2 separate regions of the Mus musculus genome follow, and region 2 is linked to region 1. Evidence: chromatin loops called from intact Hi-C (ENCODE). Cell type or tissue: heart. All regions are shown on one strand. Links, peaks and the distances in the headings refer to the core of each region. The heading gives the core; the rest is flanking DNA.

Region 1 (5,646 bases), core at 461-5,460:
AGGTGTGCTATGCCTCCTGAGTTCATAATATAAATAACTGGGGAGAAGTTCAGTGGCAAGCAGACGTTGCTGGAGGCGGACTCCTTGTCATTTAGCACTTAGAAACAAGCCCTCCCATTTCTAGGAAGGAAGCAGGGCCAGCTTACCGAACGTAGCAGTCAGCGTGATATTTCTTTCCATTTAAGACTCCCAGCAGTGTTGGGTTTTCATTGTTTCTGAAATTGAGTGTACAGTCATATACAGCTGGGACTATAAGACAAGACAAACAAGGTAGTATATAGCAGGTGAGGCCAGTTCTGCTTGGTAGTCACACACACACACTGGAAGACATACACACGCCGTAACCTGTCTACCAATGACACGCATGATAGAGACCTCTTCCTTGGGTTTTTCTAGATTGTTCACCCACTCTACATTGAACATGTATCATCTTTTGTAATCAGAAAGCCAACTGTAAGCGAGTCATAGAAACAGAGTAATTCCTGTGGTCATGTGGGCTTTAAAGCAGTCATGACTGTCAATTCTATACTGATAAGGATGCTAATAAGCAACTTTCTAGTAGGCAGAGCCTACTGTAGTCACAAATACCGATATTTGAACAAATATGGGTAGGAGATGACCTAGGTTCATCTAAGGATGTGTCTGTTATAGAACGATAGCCATGATTTATAAAGTTATCAAATACCATTTTCCTTTTTTTATAAAAGACTTACTTTGTAACAATGTGGGTGCATGTCTATGTGGGCATATGTACACATGAGACCTGAAGAGAGCATCGCATCCCCGTTGCTGGATTTACAGGCAGTTGTGAGCCACCAGGTAATAACAGTGAGAACTGAATTCCAGTCCTCTGCAAGTGCAGTCAGCACTCGTATCAGCTAAGCCATCTCTGCAGGCCCAGTGTAACCCTTTCTGTGAGCATTTTTGTGCCCTCCCAAAATGAAGCAGCCACAAAGTCAGAGTGTTACATCTAAATCCTGGAGGGAAAAGGTAGTGGCCAAGTTAATAGTCCTATTCAGTGGTAACTCCTTGGGAAACCTATCACCCACGCTCTCCGCGCGGATGTATATATGGTGTAACCCTGATGCTGATTGATTCAGAGTGAGTAAGCTGTGAGACCTCACCTCCTATGCTAATGTGTGGGGTAGTCCTGCTACTGATTGGTTCAGAGTGAGTAAGCTGTGGAACTTCGCCCACTATGCTAATAAGCCTTTTTGAATCAGGAAGGAGGAATGGCTTTTGATGAATAAGGAGCTGGAGGCTGGAGCTGGGGGAGGAACAGAGCAAGGAGGCTAACAGTGACTCTGGATGGATAACTCAGGAGACTGCGCCCAGCAGAAAGGGTAACAGGCTTCTAATATAGATGTCTCTATTTCTTTACTATGAAAGCCCAAATGAGAGCCCTAAAAGCCCCTGTAACAGTAACTTATCCTATAAGCGCATTCCAAGTTATCTCGTCGCTATATTCCACATTCCATCCAACCTTGCTGCGGGAGCCCTGGGACCCAGGTCAGGCTCCAGAAATGCTTATTGGATCAAAGAACGGATGACTTAATGACAGAAGCAAGTGGGTAGAATGTGTAAAAACATGGTGGAAACAGATGGCAGCAGAGAAAGGCAGGAATCAGTGCGGCTGGGTGTGGCGCCCACAGCCGCCTTTTCCCAGCAGTGGGAAGTTTGCTTAGCTGCATCACGCAATCTTCCAAACTTAGGTGTTCTGGAGAGTGAGCTTACAAAGCCATCATCACACAGGGCTGAGGTGACAGATGCCAGTTACACATGCAGGCGGAGCCCACTGTACTAACGATGATGTATATGATCCTGACCCGGGCCTGACAGCTTTAGACGTCTGCAGTTAATGTTAGTAAAAGTAGCAGGGGAATCACTGAAATTGTAAACCATCCCTGGATCACTTGGAAATATGAAGAACACGAATTCAATGTTATAAAATCACCATCCGTTTCTTTCCCCTGATGCCTAACCCCGCTACAGGTCTGTAGGTCCACTATCTTTCTCAATGGGAAAGGGTCCCCATGCTGCCTTATAGGAGTATCTAGAGGCACTGTCCTTAAAGGCCCAACCACTCTCCTGTCATTGGTGGGCTCTGATGCCTAAAGTGGGCACTAGCCCAGAAGATATTTAACCTGTTGATGTCCTTGGTGCCCTGGTTAAATCCTTGCCATGGGGGCTAAGGAAGACCCCCGCACAAGAGATAACGACAAGGCTATAGAAGCTAGTAGCAGGGAGCCAGAAGCCACATCTGACCTGCCTCTGGCAACAGAGTAGGGCCAGCTTGGCCCACCTCTTCCTCTGGGATAAAGCATTTTCCTGGCATGCCCAACACATGAAGCTCTAGGAAGGCCTGCCCAAGCTCTGTGGTGCCTTCACACTTGAAGCAGTGTCAAGTCCTATCCAGCCCAGGTAAAAAGTCAAGCCTCTTTTGGAGCCGAAGGCCCAGGGAGTAAGAGATGTGAGAGGAAGGGCTTACCTATGAAAACAAGAAACATGTTTTAAACTGAAGAGAAAGGTTAATAAGGAAATGTAAGAAGTCATGTTAGAATGCCAGTGGCAACTGACCACTGCTGCCTTCTGCTTTTTATCTACACTGGCTTAAGACTCCAGACTCATGGGTCAGCTGCCCTAGAGTACAGGTCAGATCATCTACAGGTGGTTGTCAGCAATAGACAAGCAAGAGATGGCCTCAAAGACTGCAGCTCCATGGCCAGGCCATCTCAGGGGTCCTCCAGGGAGCCTGCACCTTCTGCACTCACAGTGCAGTACCGCCGTTGACCAGCAGAGGGAAGTATTCACTGGGATGCAGAAACGTGAGGTGCCCAACCAGACTGGAACCTGCCTCTTGTCCCAGGTCCCACCTAGCCTCAAAGATCCCCTGTTTAGCCAGCATCCTTACCAACATCTCGCAAGCACTTCACAGTAATAGCAAAGCCTTTGGTGCGCGGCAGCAGGTGGTGTTTGAGGCTGGGCAGCCCCTTGGCTTGGGCCACCTGCATGCTGATTTGGTGTTTCTTCTCTGTGAACCGTGTGCCCTCACAGTGGATCAGGAACTGAAAAGCAAAAGATAATGAATGGTCACACAGGAGGATCCCACGCTCACACAACCCCAAGCTCAACCAGAGGCCACAGTGCCAAAGAAGTTCATAGTCACACTTGACGCCAGGTCAGCCCCAAAGTGCCCTCAGGTCACATGTCATTCCAGGTCATACTCAATTCAGTGGTCACCCGCAGAAGAGTCCTAAAGTGACTCCTATGTGTGGTAGCCACACATAATTCCACAGGAGCCAGACAGCACACGGCTCTTTTGCCTACGTACCAGATACTTCTCTGGGTAGTCCCGGAGGTGCAGCAGGCTCTTGGCAACCGTCTGCCGATCTTGCTCCCACTTGCGTGTGCAAAAGATCATTTCCACGAAGTACCACATCCAGCCAATGATTGGGACATAAGCCAGTTCTTTCTTGGCCAGGACTTTGGAGTTCTGAAATAGAAGAACCACCTCAGGGTATCTGTGAAGGAGACATGGCTCTTGGAGCTCTTATGGGGAAGGAATAGCCAGCCATACCAAAGGCTACAAAGCCAAAGCCTTTGGGCTTGGAGTCCTTCCTCTTTCCCACTGCATTGACTCATCCCTGGGTGGGCTGCTCCATGGACAGGGGTCTGCAGATGTGCACAGATGCTTGAGGATACTCTCTCATGGACCACAGCCCTCCTAGATGATTGACATCTGTGTGTTCACCAAGCCCAACCTGAAGTTCTGTCTGGCAAGTCTATAGAATACCATCCCACAGATCAACCCATCAGCAAAGCCACTGAGTTCGTACAGGCAAGGCCAGCAAGATTCATGACGTGACAGACTAGCGAGCAGAGGCCAGCAGAGTTTGAGGAGCCCCATAGCTGGCATGGGGAGCAGGGGAAGCTGGGAAATCAACTTGGCTCAAATGGATGCTCTTATTCATCTCTGCGGCTGGAAATAGCCAAACTCCTCAGGCCAGGGTAGCTGTGGTTAGTCTCCAACAGTTGCTCCATGACCACACTGTGTGGGCACCAGGGGTGGGGTGGGGAACTTGGGAATCTAATGAGTCAGGGAGATGCAAAATGACTTTCACTTTGCTGGACTTGTCTGTCTGTCTGTCTGTGTCTGTCTCTCTCTCTCTTTCTCTGTGTGTGAGAGAGAGAGAAAGAGAGAGAGAGAGAGAGAGCACATTCATGTGCATGAATGCAGAATGCAGACACATGGAGGCCAGGGGACAACTCCAGGTATCAGTCCCTGCCTTCTACATTGTTTGAGGCAGAGCATCTTGTTGTTTGTCGGTTGTACGTGCCAGGTTAGACGGCCCACGAGTGTCTGGGGACTCTCCAGTCTCCACTGCTCACCTCCCCGTAGGAGCAGTAGAATTCCAGACACTCGCACTACGTGTCCTGAGCTGCACGGAAGTTATGGGGATACACACTCAGGTCCCATACTTGCCTGGCAAGCCCTTTACCCACTCGGCACCCTGACCACCGCCACCATTCGTATTTTTACTCTCCACTATGGAATCGACTGAGACGCTCCCTGACTGAGATGGATGCTCACCCACCCACACCGGCAGTGTGGACCGTTGTAGGCAGCTGAGCACTTTTTTGACAGCTGTCTATTAAGGTCCTAAGCCTTCGCTGCCTGAAGGGAAGAGCAGGCATTTCACATCACCCACTCCCTTCTCTCCCCTTTTCCTATCTTCCACTCAGTGTCTTCATGGCTAAGACTCGTAGCATTTCTATCATGCTTGGGGCCCTGAGGTAAACTTCTGAGGAGGCCTCACCTACATCTACACCCAGCTTTTTCTTCTCAGCATGGAGTAACTTTAAAGTCTCAGATGAGGGAGTAAACTGCCTGATTAGAGATGATCTTACTCTTGTGCCTGTCACCCTGATAACCAAACCATCTTTGGGGTCATAGTCCACCCTAGTAGCTCACTGCCCTGTGTCCACACTAGACGTCAGACTCCAGGGAACAGGAAGGGACATTCCTGCCTGACCTCACTTTAATCTCTGATGAGAGCAAATGGATCCAAACACAAAACTTCCACGGGCAAATTAAGCTCTTCTTTCTGGAAGTTAAAACTTATTTTTAAGATTCTATACTGGATCTTGCAAAAATTACATATGGAGTGCTCAGGAATTACAGAATGACCCACACTACCACCCACAGAGGTGCTGTTGGGTCTACCAGGGCAGCTACTGGGCTGGGTGGGTGGTCAGTCTCACCCAGCCAATCAATCATAGCTGCATTCTTGGGTGCACTTCCTGTTTGTGGTTCTCCTGTGAGACACAAGTGAGTGTTAGCACTTGGCCTTTGGTAGCTGGTGGAGAAGGCTGCCCTAGTGGGTTGTGAGAATCTAGGGCTTCAACTAGAGGTGACTCAAGAGTCTGTATTCCCGGGGGTTGGGGATTTAGCTCAGTGCAAGCGCAAGGCCCTGGGTTTGCGGTCCTCAGCTCTAGGGAAAAAAAAGAGTCTATTCCCATCACTGTCATACGTCACCAAGAGTCACTTCAAGGTCCCACAGTAAAAGCATTCATTGGCTACAGGGTATACTACACATCTGACAATATGTAATAGTACAGCTACAGCTGCAAACCAGAGCGCAAGGG
Region 2 (5,646 bases), core at 155-5,154, 170 kb after region 1:
TTTCTGGTCCTATGATACATAGGATTTAGTGCATGTGACTTGAAGGCTGACCAAGTACTCTTGAGGATTTCCCAGCTAGGGGACCTGCCATCTCCCCAGCCAGACCTCTTCCTATTAGCATGGTGTAAACTTAACACGTGACAGGGGTAACCGACTGCCCATGTGGCCATTTCCATGGCAGAGTGAAGAGAGTTATTGGGTTTGTCAGTGGCTCACAGGAATGGGAAGGACCAAGATGGCTCTGGCCCTTGGGATGGAAGAGGAAAAAGGTTGCCAAGGGCAACTTCTACTTTACTTCTTTTCCACGGCCAGACTTTGATACCTCTTCCTTTATAGACTGTACAAAATTCACGTGTTGAAATCTGAAGCCCCGGTTGGATGGTGTATGATGGGGCCTTTGAGGCAGCCCTCATGAGCCCTCGTGAGCAGGAGCCATCCCCCTATAGAAGGGGCCCAGACAGCTCTCCCGATTTGTAAGAACAGAGACAATTCAGTGCTCTGTGACCTGACAGAGGGTCCTCACCAGACTCCAGCCGTGCTGGAGCCCTTATTTCCAATCCCTAGGCTGTGAGGGTAAACTTGTGTTGTTTATAAATGGCACGGTCTCTGGCACTTTGTCATAGAAACCCTGTTGACTATGACAGACTATAATTTGAAGAATTCATCTCATCGAACAAAGTAGGTCTTCATACTAATTTAAATGGGCAGATAGTTTCTCCAGGATCATAAATGTGGAAGGCTCTGATACTCGCCCTGGCCTCTAGGCACCATCTGTCCTCCTTCTTGGGATACTAGGACAATGACAGGCACACACATTCCTACCACTTGTCCTCAGTTGGCTCTTGACTTGGCCTAACCTTCAGAAACTCTCCAGAACAGGTACACAAGTGGACTGCCAGACTCAGCATCCTTTCCTACCTTATCATGCCTGGTTGTTCTGCTGTATCTACCACATGCCTACCTTTCTCTTCAGCAAGAGTCACCCCAAAGGGTCCTCCTGAACTCTCTCATGTTACAGCCAGTCTTTGTTCTCTCCACCCTGGTCAGTAGGAGCCATAGAGCGTTTGGGATTCCATTTCTGCTGCTGCTCCCATGACACTGAGAGAAGTTTCCACGCACATGCTAGCATGCCCGGGGAATTCCCACAGAGGTGGACACATCTTTGCTTTGCATCCTGAGCCACGGTCAATGCCAATGTGGTGGCGCACACCTTTGATCCCAGCACTCAGGAGGCAGAAGCAGGAGGATCTCTAAGTTTGAGACCAGCCTGGTCTACAGAGTTAGTTCTGGGGCAGCCAGGGCTACACAGAGAAACCCTGTCTCAAAATAAAAACAATACAAAACAAAAACAAATGAAATAAAACAAAACAAAAATCCTTCTGGACTGGTCTCAACCAGAGGCTGGCTGCTTTTAGATAATGCAGGGCTATGTGCTCACACCCTAGAGGTTCATATTCGGTGGGTGGGTCTGTACTAGGGTACACGAAACAGAATCCTTAAACCATGCTGCTTGTGTTGTGAGGGGCAAGAGGCTTGGATGTTAGTATCCTCCTTCTGGAGTCTTGTTTGTGTGGGGAATAACACTGTGAGTAGGGTAGTATTCTCCTCTCCCCAGCGTACAGTCCCCTGCCACCAAGCTGTAAAGCAAGAACTGGTGTTCTGTTGCTAGGAGCAGACAGTCTTGTGACTCAGCACTGTCTCAGGTCCACACAGAATATGAAGCGTGGGTCACAGAGGGGCTGCATGACAAGGCAGCTAATTAGAAGTGTGTGTGTGAGTGTGTGTATGTGTGTGCCCCCGCCCACACAGTGGAGATGAGCTAACGTGGGAGAAACGAGTTTTCTTACATATTTTATACCTGAAAAAAACAATAGAATTTCTTCTATGGTAAATAAATAAATACATCTCTCTCATGTATATACCTTTCTGTATATGCCCCTTTCTATACCAAAATTTCTTTACATGTGCCTATATACCTAGGTATAGGTTTTTGTATAAATATCTAGGTATAGAAAGAGGTGGAGTGTCAGCATGTAAAAGACAACTTATGACCCAAAAAGGGACAGATGCTTTCTTGTGCAACCCTAGGGACCTACCAGTGGCCGATTTGAGTGTCTACATCATGAGTTATGGCTAGGAGCTGCCTTGGGAGGGTCATGCCTGACTGGCTTGCTTGCTTTCTTACACTGTAGCTATGGGATTTGAACTCAGGTCCTCTGGAGGAGGATTCAGTGCTCTTAACCTCTGAGCCATCTCACCAGTCCTCAGCTCCTGTGCCTGGCTTTCATTCACCCTTTGCTAATGACCTTGGGCTCCTCTCACCTGCAGAAGTGTGATAACAACACCACTGGCCTCTGTGACTGTTGTTGGGAGGAAGTGAGAGAGAGAGACACACACACAGATTGAGCCCTCCCTGAGGACTGCGGACTTCGTCTGTGTTTCCTCCTTTGGTTGTACTGTTGATATGGTCACCCTCATTTCTAGCGTATAGATAGAGACAGGGATGTTAAGACTGGGAATTTGCAGTGATGGTAAAGACTGTTGAGGCCTTGATAGGTCTTAAGGCCTCTTACAGATACAGGTAAATCAATGCCCCTCCCAACTCCCTCGTCCCCCGTCCCCGTCCGTCGTGTCCCCCCCCCCACCCCCAGCCCCCGCAATGAAGCTTTTAAAAGCAAATTAGTGGCTTTTCCAGCTCAAATTAGCGGCTAGGAGACGCTGTTAATGTGCGTGTAAGCTACCAGAAGTAGAGAAGACCCACACAAGGGCTCTCCCCATATTTTAGAAAATTTATTTGTAATCCGCCTGGGTTAGAAAATAAATCGGACAAATATCTTCTAATCCTAAAAAAGGGTCAAAGCCAGGCATTACTGAGATGCTTGGCATACTCCAGGAAGGTTCTCTTCCGGTGAGCGGTAGCTTTTAAATTTCACCTTCCTCAAAGTAATCCAACGCCTGGCCCTCACTGGTCACCGAGGCAAAAACTTCCCCTCTGCACAGCCCTTCCCAGTGCTGAGTCAAACTTCCCAGGCTGCAGGCGTCTGCTGTGAGTGTCGCGCCCCCTGCTGGTGAGCAGTGGAACAGCACCTTTCAGGAACTGAACGGATCAAAACTGGTGGGGCTCAGCTTTGTTATTTTCAGTGTGTTCTCACGATTATTTTGGAAGAATGAGTGCATGCTACATTTTGAATTAAAAAACCATCAGAGGGTGGTGGTGGGGACTTACAGTTTCTGGCTGAGGACTGGTGCTACAATCTGCCTGTGTTCCAGATTTCCAGAAACACACTTTACAACGCAATTTGCAACAGCACTTTTGGTGATGAAGATGAGAGCCTTTCTTTCTACTATTGGTGGAACGTGTTGTACAAAAACCGTAGGAGAGTTGAGACTAGGGCACATGGGTGTATTAAAATCATACCAGGGACTCCCTGCGAGCCCCCAGGTCAGGGAAGCAGACAACACCTTACTTAGTTATCATCAGAAATGCTCCCCTACCCTGCAGCAGACGGGAACAAACAGAGACCCACAGCCAGACCATACACGGAGTGAGAGACCTGGGGATCCTCAGCCCTACAAGGGACCCCTCCATCACATCTCTCCCCTTGAGTGTGGGAGCCAGAGGGGATGGAGGACACCAAGGAATCAGGGCTTCAGGGACCCAGTAGGGCTGGTGGTGCACATACAAACTTAGAGACAGGGGCAGCGTGCATTGGTCTGCGCCAGAATGAGCCCTAGAGCTGAGATAAGCAGACACAAACTCCCACGCCTTACCCAGAAGCTATCTCCAAGTGATGGCCACTGACAAATGAGAAATTCGTCTTTTCTGAGGCAGTCTCACTGGGGAAACAAAACACTCTTAAAGGTAGGCTGCCCCATGCCCGGTAGTAGAGAGCCAACAGAAATGAAGTTAGGGGGGCTGGAGAGATGGCTCAGTGGGTAAGAGCACTGACTACTCTTCCAAAGGTCATGAGTTCTTTTTTTTTTTTTAAGACTTATTTATTATTATATCTAAGTACACTGTAGCTGTCTTCAGACACACCAGAAGAGGGCATCTGAACCCATTACCGATGGTTGAGAGCCACCATGTGGTTGCTGGGAATTGAACTCGGGACCTCTGGAAGAAGAGTCAGTGCTCTTAACCACTGAGCCATCTCTCCAGCCCTGCCTGTCTGTCTTCTGACAGGGTTTCTCTGTATAGTCCTGGCTGTCCTGGAACTCACTCTGTAGACCAGGCTGGCCTTGAACTCAGAAATCCGCCTGTCTCTGCCTCCCAAGTGCTGGGATTAAAGGCGTGTGCCACCACCACCAGGCTGCCTGTCTGTTTTCTAAGATGAGACAGAGAGGGTTCGGATCCGGACTGGAGGAGAGAGGCGAGGAAGGGACTGGGAGGGGTAGGGTAGGGGAGACCATAATTAGAATATGATGTGTGAAATAAACATCTATTTTCAATAAAAGAAAAAATTATATTGATCTGGGAACAAAGTCTGAGAATGAAACAGGTATACATGCCAGACCAAGAAAAATGTGTAACTCCTTGCCTCCACCTCATACAGCGTGGATACAGGATGGCAAGGGCCCCAGGGCCATCTATCCTCTTGTGATGGTGTGTATATGCTTGGCCCCAGGGAGTGGCAACATTAGAAGGTGTAGCCCTGTTGGAGTAGGCATGGCCTTGTTGAAGTAGGTGTGTCACTGTGGGCTTGGGTTTCAAGACTCTCATCCTAGCTGCCTGGAAGTCAGAATTCTGCTATCAGCTTTCGGATGAAGATGTAGAACTCTCAGCTCCTCCTGCACCATGCCTGCCTGGACACTGCCACACTCCTGTCTTGATGATAATGGGCTGGACCTCTGAACCTGTAAGCCAGCCCCAATTAAATGTTGTCCTTATAAGAGTTGCCTTGGTCTTAGTGTCTGTTCACAGCAGTAAATCCCTAACTAAGACGCCTCTAATACCCAGAGTATTCATTAAGGACCGTGGGACAGAGAACTCTGGACTATCCTTGGGGCTTCATTTCACCTTGGTGCCCCACTGTTGACACAGCCTACTTACCTGTGCTCTGCCTGTCCTGCTTGCCCGTGTGGACCACACCCAGTCCTTTCCTTCCATCCCTGCAGCTGACTTCATCTTTGTACTCAGCTTCTGCGGTAGGCTTGCGGTTGTTATCTTACCAATACAGCACGCTCACCACCCCACTTCAGTAACCAGAGCTCCCAGGCAGCCTCTTTAACTCCTACTCATTCTGTAAGCCATGCTGTGCATCCACATACTCAGAGATAGGTAGATTTCCTGCATGCTGGGTGATGCAAGTTCCTGTTAGGAATTAAGATTGCAATAAAACATCCTAAGACAGGCATGGTGCTACACACCTTTAATAACAGCACTCAGGAGGTAGAGGCAGGGGGATCTCTGTGAGTTAGTCTACACAGCAAGTTCAAGATAACCAGAGCTACACAGTGAGACCCTGTCATAAAACAAAACAAAACAAAAGCCAGGTGGTGCATGCCCTTAGTCCCAGCACTGGGGAGGCAGAGGCAGGAGGGTCTCTGAGTTCCTTTGAGGTCAGCCTTGTCTACAGAGTGAGTTCCAGGATAGCCAGGACTACCCAGAGAAACCATGTCTTGAAAAATAACCAACCAAACCAGCAA

What was found. Peaks named below come from ENCODE experiments on the same cell type or tissue, not always from the same donor. Only the 100,000 strongest peaks of a DNase experiment are listed, where the experiment ranks them.
Region 2: it touches region 1 in a loop (9-fold over the local background); 41 of 42 quality-filtered maps call a loop at or near these places.

The regions. Positions count from the first base shown.
Region 1 is chr17:12,208,058-12,213,703 of GRCm38, reverse strand. It overlaps Agpat4 (1-acylglycerol-3-phosphate O-acyltransferase 4 (lysophosphatidic acid acyltransferase, delta)), which reads right to left. Exons shown (of 9, transcript NM_026644.2): 4 at 3,332-3,493; 5 at 2,912-3,065; 6 at 147-249. Among named protein-coding and RNA genes, the nearest start is that of Gm46605, 54 kb to the left of the region's middle. In heart, for the core only: a CTCF peak has its summit at 2,788 (motif pointing right); a DNase peak (open chromatin) is centred at 2,783; H3K27ac peaks cover 2,450 bases.
Region 2 is chr17:12,036,785-12,042,430 of GRCm38, reverse strand. All of the region lies in intron 10 of Prkn (parkin RBR E3 ubiquitin protein ligase), which reads right to left. Among named protein-coding and RNA genes, the nearest start is that of Gm46604, 8.2 kb to the right of the region's middle. In heart, for the core only: no CTCF peak of the experiment used is centred there; a DNase peak (open chromatin) is centred at 3,060; H3K27ac peaks cover 1,615 bases; H3K27me3 peaks cover 394 bases.